2 separate regions of the Homo sapiens genome follow, and region 2 is linked to region 1. Evidence: chromatin contacts called from ENCODE POLR2A ChIA-PET data. All regions are on one chromosome and are shown on one strand. The core of a region is the stretch at or near the end of the contact, and the rest is flanking DNA. Distances in the headings are between cores, read along the strand shown.

Evidence for each region. ChIA-PET counts read pairs that join two places held with the same protein, here RNA polymerase II (POLR2A).
Region 2: POLR2A ChIA-PET joins it to region 1 with 13 read pairs in PC-9. The contact joins the enhancer-like site here to the promoter of FCHO2 in region 1. POLR2A ChIA-PET finds 5 or more read pairs at or near these places in 2 of 52 experiments (H1 and PC-9).

The regions. Positions count from the first base shown.
Region 1 is chr5:72,954,707-72,957,406 of GRCh38, reverse strand. FCHO2 (FCH and mu domain containing endocytic adaptor 2) reads right to left here and starts at 1,366. Exons shown (of 26, transcript NM_138782.3): 1 at 1,278-1,366. The coding sequence starts at 1,310. It overlaps FCHO2-DT (FCHO2 divergent transcript), which reads left to right and starts at 1,523. Exons shown (of 2, transcript NR_186392.1): 1 at 1,523-2,393. RefSeq lists a silencer at 774-1,473.
Region 2 is chr5:76,474,900-76,477,599 of GRCh38, reverse strand. All of the region lies in intron 2 of IQGAP2 (IQ motif containing GTPase activating protein 2), which reads right to left. Among named protein-coding and RNA genes, the nearest start is that of IQGAP2, 73 kb to the right of the region's middle. Within about 2 kb of position 1,424, at least 2 of the 41 ENCODE cell types and tissues checked have a DNase peak (open chromatin) inside an H3K27ac peak, as active enhancers do.

The sequences.
Region 1 (2,700 bases), core at 117-2,616:
GCCTAGGCCTGGGGCAGGGGGAAAATGGGGAGTGACTGCTAATGGGTCTAGGGATTCTTTCTGGGATAACGAAATTGTTGTAAAACTGATATGGTGATGTTTACACAACTCTATGAACATATGAAAAAACCTCTGAATTGTACTACACTTTAAATGAGTGTATTGGTACGGAAATGTGAACTCAATAAAGCTGTTTAAAAAACAAAACACCTAAGGTCTAGTATATACGTTCTTTGTGGAAAACAAGGTACATTCAAGACAAATAAATAACTATGAACTGATCTGATTACTAACCAAGACCATGCTTGAGGCACTTAGAATTAAGAATTTAACATACATTCCTTACTAGCTAAAAGATTACCCCTTTAAATATGTCTAAATCTCAACGAAAATGGACCTGCAGTACTTGCAACTGTCAGGGCATAAAATGGGATTCACGAAAGATACCTGAGTAAACACGTTCCTTTCCTGTACATGGCTGAACTGTACTTCCCATTACAAAAAAAAAAACAATAACTGCAGAAAAATACTCCACCGGGAGCCGGAGAAATTCTCAAAGAAGAATCTAATACTGAGCTAAGACAAGGGGTGGAAAGAATGAGGAAGGGGAAGGAGCACAGAGTAGGGGGAGGTCTCCATGCATTTAAGCCCAAGGAGTCCAGTTACATTAAATCCAACTTTTAAACGCTTTGTGAACAGGCCCAGAGGCAAAGTCCTGGGCGCAAACCCACGAGCCGAGCTGCGAGGCTGAGAGGAAGTGCTAGTCCAGCCCAACCCCGCACTGGATTTGGTGTGGAAACCGTCAGAGGTAAAAGGGATCGCTCAGATGGGGGGCCCGCGGTGAGGGCAGGAGGCAAAACCCCACCGCCCGGCGCTCCCAGCCAGCGCGCAGCGGGAGGCGGCTGTGCCGCGGGCCCGTCCTTCGCGTCCGAGCTGCCGCGCACGCCCCGCGCGGAGCGCGGCACCGGGAGCCTCCGGTGGGGCTGGGTCCCGTCTCCCGCCCCATCCGGCGCTTTGTCCCAGCCCCGGTGGCCGGCGGCCCCGCTGCGGGCCCCCGGGCCGCGGTGACAGCCCCCGTCCCCATAGGGCTGCGAGCCCGGGAGTCCCTATAGGCTGGCGACCGGTCGCCCGCCGGACCTCACCCAGGCGGGACGCGGCAGGAGGACGCTCGCCCTGCCGGAGGGGCCGCCGCCGCCGCCCGAAGCGCACGCAGGCCAAGCTCAGGCGCCAAAAGCCTTGGACTTCGAAACACACGACTTCCAACATCCTAAGCTTACCCAAAAATTCTCGACGAAATACGCCATGACCATCGTGCCGCCGCCGCGCCGGGTTCCGCGTCCGCGCCCGCCCGCCGCTGTGTAAACACGGCCCGGCCCCCACAGCACCCCCGCCTTTCGCCGCCGCCGCCTTCTTCCCAGAGACCGGCCCGCACCTTCCAGGGCGCATGCGCCACCTAGCGGCTGCCGCAGCTGGGCGAGCACTTAGACGCCACGGCCACGGTGTGCGCATGCGCCCTGTCCCCATTCTCGGGTGTTGGTAGATCTCTCTGCATCCCGGGCGCGGCTGGGTTGAGTGTTCTCTTAGGAATGGTGGAGAACTGGGTCCTTGAGGAGTCACCGGGGAGACTGCTCGCACTGTTTGTGGTGCGACGGGCACTGGCCCAGGGACAGAGGGAAGAGAAGGGCCAGCCAGCGGCAGTGGAGTCGGCAGGCTGGCTGCCCACTCGCTTTCTCTCCTCACAAGACTCGCTTCCCCGGCCTTCGAGGATCTCGAACGGACTATAGTCTGGACTCGCTGGGCTGGAGGAAACTTGGCCGCTGGCCACCCGGAGGAGACTGAGAAGCCTTTGGTCAACAGGGCGCCTTTCCTTGAACCAAAACAAAACTTTCCGAAGCCGGAAAGGAAACGCCCAGTGTCGCCTGAGAGCCCTGGAGCTGCGCGAGACCCAGGCACTGAGTGCGGCCTCGGCCTCTGACCTCTAACACGCCGGGAACAAACCAGCTGGGGCGGCCCGCAGGCCTGCGGGAGCGGAATGTGACCCGAAACCGACGGACTTCCTGACCCATAGTCCATAGTTCTCTTCAGCAACTTGAACATTTTGGAAAAAGAAACAAGTCTTAACATGCCACGACCTAATGGAAAAACTAAATCCCCTTCCTACACCTTGCTTTCCAAAAGTTAAAAAAAAATAGTTAAACGCTATTAGAGGTCTCAAGTTCACTGTCACCAGATCAGCTAGGTCCAGAATCTTCAGTTCTTGAAGCCAAGCCCTACAAATAGATTTATTGTAGCATATCACACCTCTTCAGGTGACTTAAAACAATGAGAATTCATGAGAAATTATCTTCATCCTCAAGTAAAAATCATGAGGTGCCTTTCACATGGATGAAATTGTAAGTGCTTGTTGAACAAGGAATAATTGGATAATGGTATTGTGGTCATACTTTTTAAGAATATCTGTTAGAAAGATATAGGATGCAGAACATCTAGGATTTGCTGAAAGTCATTTATTATGGATAGGGGTATGAGTAAGGTCATAGATGAAAAGGGATGAAACAAGATTGGCCATAGTTGCTCTATTTTTGTGTATCTTGTTTCTTTATTTTGTTTCTTTAAAAAGTCCTCATATCACTGACATTTACACTTAGTTTTAGGGAAAGTCAAATTTAGAAATAAGCTACAGCTCTCTAAGCTATCGGT
Region 2 (2,700 bases), core at 175-2,674, 3.5 Mb before region 1:
AACATAAGTATTACCATTATGAAGTATTATGTACTGTACACATTTGTATGCGCTATACTTTCATATGACTGGCAGCACAGTAGGTTTATACCAGCATCACCACAAACACGTGAGTAATGCTTTGATTGGGAATTTTTCAGCCCCATTATAATCTTATGGGATATTGTTATGCAGAACATAACTATTACCAAAACATGCTCAAGATAGTGTAAAGCACTTTATTCAAATGCGGCTGTAATGTTTTATTTTGTTTTGATTTGAGACAGGGTATCACTCTTTCACACAGGATGGAGTGCAGTGGTGTGATCACTGTGCACTGCAGCCTCTACCTCCCAGGCTCAGGTGATCCTCCTACCTCAGCCTCCCAAGTAGCTGAAACTACAGGCGTGCACCACCATGCCTGGTTAATTTTTTTTTTTGTATTTTGTGCAGAGACAGGGTTTCACCATGTTGCCCAGGCTGGTCTCAAACTCCTGGGCTGAGGCAATCTACCCATCTTGGCCTCCCAAAGTCCTGGGATTATAGCCACCATGCCTGACCTGTAATGTTTTAACGGATCATAAAATCAACACAGTGGTTCATGACCAGCATTTTCTTAGAAAATGAATTAGAACAGAACAGAATAGTAAACATAAGAGGCTGTTGCATATAGTAGAAGTTAAGTGTTGCTCGGTGAATCTTTAGTTAGACACACACGCCCACTTATTACACATATCACACAGCTACCTGGGTCATGATATAAAATTATTTTACTCTGGGTCATAAGGTTTTAGTCACTTGCTGAAAGTGTATGTCACAGCTAATGAATTAGTAATAAATCAGTAGCACAATTAGTAAATCAGTAACACAAGATCTCTAATGGGCCCCTACCACAGTTACATAAATCTATGCCTGTTTCTGCAGTGGATTTGGTTTCCTAGTAAACTCTAGTAAAAGTCCTGACCCCCCCAGAACTCATATAAAGTCATCTGTCTCCATCCTGCTAACCAGCCCTCCTTAAACATACCCCAAGCCTACTCACTCCTTCCAATGAGCCTCTGAACTCCTGACCCGTTGTAATTCTCCTATATTATCACTTTTTGTTTACACTTTCTCTACCTACTTGTCTAATGAAAAGCTGGCTTTTGCTTCAAAATCCCACCCCTCATAAACCCACTCCAGGGGTGGTTGTTTGCCAAATTTCCTTGACTCCCAGGACAAAGAGAGGATAGTCATCACTTTCCCAAATAAACGTTTCTCCCAGGCCACATCCTGTCCATCACCTCACTTCTCAGGGCTTCACTCTTCCCTCTCACCCCTAACCTTGCCACTCATTTCTTGACCTCCAGGACTTTTCCTTTCTTGCCACAATTGCTGCCTTCCTCCCAGGCCTGCCTCTGCTGGGTGGCTTCAAGAAGGTGGATGACCTTGGTAACACTCCTCCACTACACTCCAACCACACACAGGCACCACACCTTGCACGTTATCACTACCTGGAAATACTCCACCTGTAAGATCAAGGCTTCCAAATCTTGGACTATAGCCTTTCTATTTACTCACTTCTCCACTTCCTTATTCTTATAGATCCTGCCCTTTATTCTCATTGTAGGTGGTTCCTTGATTTCACCCCACTCCATCTTTCCCATCCTGGCTTCATAGGCTCCTCGGCCAGATGGGACCTCAAGAACCCAATTTCAGCAATACTCTCATGAACACCCTGGAGTCCCTGTTTCCCATGCAGAGGCCAAAGGAAATCCTCCCCTTTGCCATCTGAAGGTTCTCTGAAAAAATCAACTCACAAAAGGCCGATCAATTGGAGAAAAGGCATATAAGTTTTATTAACATGTACGCAAGTAGACTCACATGTTTACCCACCCCTCAAGTGACTCAGAAGCTTAACTACCATCCCAGCAAAACAGGTTATGGGAGGGGGGCAGAAAAGGAATTTGGTTGAGATTACCAAGGAAAAGGGATGGGGAACAGAGATTAACCTGTATGTCATCCTGTGAAAGGTTCTGTTCAGGTGTGGCCACATTCCCGGTCTTACAGGGAGGGGAAGGAAAAACAATTCTTTCCCCTGGTGGGTCTCGATCTTTGGTAGATAAAGCCTTTGAAAGAGAATGTGGGATGCAGGAATGTCAGAGACACCTTGAAGCTTCTTCAGTTTGGAATGTCAAAATGCTGTATTTTGGGGCATCAGTGTCTGAGCCCCAACACCTATGACTTGGTCAGAGCCAGCAGGTCAATCCCTAGGCATAGTTACCCCATTCTTTTATCTTGTTGGAGAAATTCACATGAAAATGCTTATTGGCTCTGCAAAGAACATTTATAACACTAATTGGATCTTCAAAACTACTCAGGCTTTCTATCCAACCCTGGCTGATGCACTACTGCTTTTTCATGCCTCCACCCTCCTCACCTCAGCAGATGGTGACTCTTAGTATCCTTCCTCTCTCCCCTCTCATCCCAGAGGAAGGGGTATCCTCTGTTCCTTTTTTCTAAGCTGGGGTGGGAAGGCTGAGAGCTGAGACAGCCTCAGCCATAGATGCTATCTCAAATGTCAGTGTGCATAATAGTGTACTCCAGTGCTCTGTTAAAAGGCAGACCTCAGCCGGACGCGGTGGCTTATGCCTGTAATCCCAGCACTTTGGGAGGCTGAGGTGGGTGGATCACATGAGGTCGGGAGTTCAAGACCAGCCTGACCAATATGGTGAAACCCCG